Linked DNA regions of Homo sapiens: region 2 is linked to region 1. Evidence: read pairs that join two places in POLR2A ChIA-PET (ENCODE). Cell type or tissue: GM12878. All regions are shown on one strand. Each heading gives the region's core, and the rest is flanking DNA. Links, peaks and the distances in the headings are about the cores only. Region 1 has its middle 260 kb from the start of METTL4. Region 2 has its middle 180 kb from the start of METTL4.

The links. Peaks named below come from ENCODE experiments on the same cell type or tissue, not always from the same donor. Only the 100,000 strongest peaks of a DNase experiment are listed, where the experiment ranks them.
Region 2: POLR2A ChIA-PET joins it to region 1 with 10 read pairs; 2 of 35 experiments call an interaction of 5 or more read pairs at or near these places.

Annotation. Positions count from the first base shown.
Region 1 is chr18:2,310,992-2,313,912 of GRCh38, reverse strand. No RefSeq gene overlaps it. Among named protein-coding and RNA genes, the nearest start is that of METTL4, 260 kb to the left of the region's middle. In GM12878, for the core only: no CTCF peak of the experiment used is centred there; a DNase peak (open chromatin) is centred at 1,222.
Region 2 is chr18:2,394,362-2,397,282 of GRCh38, reverse strand. No RefSeq gene overlaps it. Among named protein-coding and RNA genes, the nearest start is that of METTL4, 180 kb to the left of the region's middle. In GM12878, for the core only: no CTCF peak of the experiment used is centred there; a DNase peak (open chromatin) is centred at 1,274.

The DNA.
Region 1 (2,921 bases), core at 140-2,639:
TCTGGACAGTATACTACTGAGGCTAGTGATTGAGTCTTTCATGTTCATGGTTCTAGCACCGCTATGGTGTCTGGCACATGATGGGCACACAGGAAATATTTGTCACACACATGAATGAAATCTTTGGTCTGGCAATTATATATTAAACATCATTCATCTTAACTATTTATTTGTTGGTATAGCATTCATGTTCAAGTTTATTTTGGAGGGAAGGTATGAGTTTCAGTGAATCCTTCAAATTTACCTGTTGAGCTCCCCTAGCTATCTTAAATTTGCTTGACAATCAACACCAACACAGAATTACTATTTATGAAATGATTCTCCGTTGGAAGGCTCTGCAGTGACACTGCGAAAATAGCTATAATTTAGCAACCGAGTAGCATTTGCCTTAGTGAAGGAGTAAGTGGTAATAATAACCTTAGTTCTGACTGATACTACAGAAACTGTCAGATCTCTGGGATGAAGATTTACAGAGAAGATTGGCCATTAATTTCACATTATGCTTTAGCCCTTTTTATGATATATAACAGTTAAGGTTCTGACTATAAGCCCCAATGCTTGAGAAATGAGACTAGCAAGGTAGGAAACACTTCCACCTGCCCTAAATATAACTACTAGATTCTCTGTTATTATTAGATTGTTAATATTGTGACCAAAAAAGTGCCCCTGTGCATGCCTCCCACTAGTGATGGAAGCAAGCTGAAAGTTGCAGGGACTTCCTGTAATGTTACTAGCAGTCTTCACCCACCTTCCTAGCTCTTCCTAAGGTCCTGTCTAACTAAAACATACACACATGGCGTCTATGTACACCAACAGCGTAAATTCTTAAAAGGAACTGTAAGAGAGGAAGAAGACTTTTTTTCTCAACCTTCATCAATTCTCAGTTGGGACAGATCCCTGTAACAAAAGACAGATTCACAAGAGAAAAACAAGCAGAAGTTTATTAACATGTATATTTCAATGTACAGGGGAGACACCCAGGGAATGAATAGTTCTCACAGAGGTGGTTTTGAATCCCAGTTTATATGGTGTTTTCAACAAAGAACAGTAAATGTTTAGAGAAGTGACAAGACAAGGAAGAGGGCTTTGCATCTCCAGCGGGAGTAATGTGGGGAAAGGCATATAACTGGCAGATAAAGGCTGGTTAGTAGAGCTTGTTAATATAGATCACTCTGGTGCAATCTTCACGCCCTTAAGGGTCTAAAATTGTCTTCAGTGGTTAACCTTCGTTCTCCCTGTTAGAGAGGGGAAGTGAGATTTTTTGACTTTGTAAATTCATGTCCTGCTTTAAGCCACATAGACACAGAACAGAGAGCTTTCCCGCATCTGCTGTTCCTTCTCCTTCTTCTTTTCCTTCTTCCTCCTCCTCTTCTTTCTCTTCCTCCTCCCCTGCCCCACTCCTCCTCTTCTTCCTTCTTCTTTTTTCTTTTTGGAGGCAGCATCTCACTATGTGCCCCAGGCTGGAGTATAGTGGCACGATTATAGTTCACTCCAGTCTTGAACTCCTGGTCTCAGGTGATTCTCCCACCTCAGTCTCCCAAGTAGTTAGGACTACAGGTGTGCACCACCACAGTCAGTTAATTTCTAATTTTTTTTTCTTTTTTTTTTTTGGTAGAGATAGAGTCTTGCTATTTTGCCTAGGCTGGTTTCAGACTCCTGGCCTCAAGTGGTCCTCTCTCCTTGGCCTCCCAAAGTGCTGGAATTACAGACATGAGCCATGGCACCCAACTGGCATCTGCTTCTTAAATGCCATCAGCTGACTGATCTTTATGCCAAAGAGGAATATTGTGGGGTAGCATATTGTGGTCTTCCACAAAACAAAACGGCTCATCCTTAAACTCATAAAACTACAAGCAAGTGTTAATACAGTAACCCTTCTTGACTCCATGACTGTGGCATTATAGAGTTGATATCCTAACTGTCTTTGTTCCAGAGTTCTGTTTCCCATGCTTCTTTATTCAGGCACACACACCAATACTTCAGAACATGTATAATCATCCATGCTTCAGGGAAGTTTGAGGAATCATTGTTTAAAAAATTATTTAAAACATCTTGATGTAATAATCCTCACAGCCCATGATTGTTATCCTGGGGACACGACACTGGATAGAAATAAAAATGATGTATAATTCCTTTATATATATATATATATATATATTTTTTTTTTTTTTTGAGATAGGGTCTCACTTTGATGCCCAGGCTGGAGTGCAGTGGTGTGATCTCGACTTCCTGGGCTCAGGTGATTCTCCCACTTCAGCCTCCTGAGTCGCTGGGACTACAAGCATGTGCCACCATACCCAGCTAATTTTTTGTAGAGATGGGGTTTCACTATGTTCCCTATGCTGGTCTTGAACTCCTGGGCTCAAGTGATCCACCCACCTCAGCCTTTCAAAGTGCTGGGATTACAGGTGTGAGCCACTGTGCCCGGACCAATGTTTAGTTCTTAAATAAGATGTAGGGAACTAGGAGAGATTTTACAAATTTAATCTTGGTACTGATACAGCTCTGATGACTGGAGGAACACCAGGGTCCTCGGTCTTGCTTCAGTAGGGTTAATGTCACAGACACACGTGGAGTGGTTTTGAGGAGTGAAAAGTTTAATAGGCAAGAAAGAAAGAAGAAAGAAGAGAACAGCTCCCCTGTACAGAGACAAAGGAGGAGGGCTTGGACAAAAGAGAAACCTTGTGTGCGGCAGAAGGGCGGTCTATTATATTGGGAGGCTGAAGGAGGTGGTGTCTAGTTTGCATAAGGCCCAGGGGACTGGTTAAACCATGTGTGTCTTTCACGTAGCCCTGAAAAAATCTGGCCCTCCCACCTTAGCCCTTTACTATGCAAATGCGGGTCGCCATGATGTTTTGAACACATACTGTTATGTCGGGGTGGCCATGACACTTGCCACACCTGGTGACAAGGAGAAGATG
Region 2 (2,921 bases), core at 296-2,795, 83 kb before region 1:
CAAATGGAAAAAGGATAATAAAACATGGTATATCTGTACAATAAATATTATATAATAATTAAAAACATTTGCATAGCATTTCTAATAACGTGGGAAATGATTCACGTGATTGTGTTAAGGGATAATAACAGAATTTAAATTGTCAATGTCATCTTTTCATAACTATATAAATGTGTTTAAAATATAGAAAGAAATGCATTTGAATATTTATTATATTTGGTTTGAATTGTGGGATTATGGATACTATTACTTCTATTTAGTTTGATGCATTTTCTAAATTTTTTACAAAGGGCACGTGGTGTCATAATTGGTTAAAAAATCAACCGTAAAAACAGTCATAACCCTTTTTCCATGTAGAATTTCGTTTGCTTACATTTTAGTTTCTGACTTTGTAATCTCTTACATTTTTTTCTCCTTTTAAATCAAAGTTATTTTCAAATACTTTTACTTTCTCACATCTTCATCAACTAGTCTTGTTTCTCCTTCTCTTCTTAGTCATTTACCCACTTTTTGGGTGTGTTTTGTAATTACGTGTTTCTATCTTCCCTGTTATGTTCCATCTGGTTCTTTGATTAACTGTTAGTGTTGTACATTCTATAGGTTTGGACAAATGTAGCCACTATTGGAGTACTATACAGAGCAATTCACTGCCCTGAGTATTCCTCCATTGACAATTTAGGATTCAGCTTTTTCTAGTTTGCAAAGTTAATATCCATTTATTCATCTGTTTTGCGTATCTCCCAAAAGGTTGCTGCCATTTTTTTAGAGAGTTTTTTATTTTTTTATTTTTTATTTTTTTTTCAGAGCAGTTTTAGGTTCACAGCAGAATTGAGTGGAAGGTTCAGAGATTTTCCATGTACCGGCTGCCCTGACACATGCACAGTCTTTAATATGCAAGAATGTCTCTTCTGGAAGAGTCCCATTTTATTGCCTGAAAACTGTCACATTAGAAGGCCTTTCCTGAGCCTCCACCTCTGAAAGTGCTATGCTATAGTAAAAACAATGACAACAACAACAAAAAAGCCTAACGCAGTGATGAATGCACCTGTGTAATCTATCTTCTAGCAATTAAAAAAATTCTCAGTCACATTTTCTATTTTAGTTATAACTGAAAACTTTAGGTATGCATATAATTTAAACAATATATTATGATCAGTGTGTAATTCCTTTCTCAAATGTTACAGAACAGCAGAAAGCTTGTGCAGGGTGTTAAACAAACATTAAATATTAACCAGCAAGGGGTCGGGGAGACATTTCCTTTCCGGTTTAGTCATTCTGGAAGGACATTTATAGAATTATTTGAAAAGGTGCTAGATAGATTCTTTTTTAGACTGAGCTTCCTTTCTCTGTCCCCTACTCACCCTCATTTCCAGTAAAATTTTCTTTGTTATTATTTTCTCAATTCAACCTCTTTCTGGGTGGTCATGCTTTGAGGTTTGAGGAAACAAATGAGTTTTCCAATTCTGCCACTTTTCCCCTTTATATTTTCTCTTTTATTTTTTATCTCCATAAGGAACTATCCAGTGGACGTAAGTAACCTCTGGTCAGGCACTCAGAGCTTCTGGGGAAGAAGAGAGGTTGGAGGCCTGTAGGTTTGAGAAGAGTGGCAGAGGAATGCCATCTGTGCAGCCTGTGGTGTGCAAGGTGCTGCTTAGAATGGAGCCTTCCAAAGACACTGGCCCATTCACCACATTTCAGCCCAAAGGTAGAAACTCACTCTTACAGTCACCTTTTGAAGGTCCTTCAGGGCAGGTCCCTTGGGACAGTGCAGGGTTGTGTTGGTGAAAATGATTTTTTAAAATCTTGTTTATTAACTGGAGGCTGATGAAACAATAGGACATTTTTCCAGCTTGGTTTTACTGATATGCAGGCCATTTCCCTTAGAGGGATATATAGATTAGGGAAGAAAATCTGAATTGGATTTATTTTGCTCCACATCTGCCGGTTTACAGCTGCTGCTATAAGAGGAGGCTTTGATAGACAATAGCCAGGGACAATTCCTCTACCTTCATGCCTGAGCTTCCAGCTGGTCTCATGCGGAAAGCTAGTAATAAGTTCCCAGATTGGGCTGGAGAAGAGAGCATACTTCCCTGTCACATAAAATATTAATTTAGAAGTTGATCAAGGCAGTTCAGTTGCAAACCTGCTTCTCATCGCTTGAAATGTATGTCTTAGCTGCTGCTATTTTTTTTAAAGTCACAGAGAACTACCATGGATACTGACAAAAATTCTTTTTGTTTATGCTCAGCAGGGTTTCAGCCTTTTAAAGATCTCTTCCTTTGATCATCTGTATAACCTTTCTATTCACATCACCACAAAATTAAGTTAAAGAAGGAAGCAGACCACTAAAAATAACCCGAGACCATGCAGTCTTAGCAGGGAGATGAAAGCTGCCCAGGATGGGGATTACAGCAGTGCCCGAGCGCTCTTCATTATCGAGACACTTCTGGAGGTGACGGGGCCTCGTTGTAAAATGCCTATTTTCCCATATTTTCCAGTCTCAAAAGCTCTCTGGTTCCACGGGAAGAGATCAGTTCTGAACAAGGGAAATGGTCTTTGGCTTTCTATCATCTATCTTTTATCCTTTTCTTTCTCATTTCTCTATTTTTGACCTCTCGCATGTCTCTCTTCTACACAGAAACACACAGACACACACGCATGCACACACACATACATGCACACACATCCACACCCCACACATGAATAAGCCTTAGGTTTGGATTTTTGCTGTGTATTAGTGGCTTTTACTGATAATTTTCATGTTGTTGTGGTATTAATGTAGTAATATTTCTTGGCAATATGTGATATCATCTGAGAACTCGTGTAGGTATGGATCACGCTCTGTTTTTTCCAGACCTCTTTGGTTCTGCATAACCTAATGCAATCTGCCATTTCTTTATTGGGCTATTATAATTAATCAT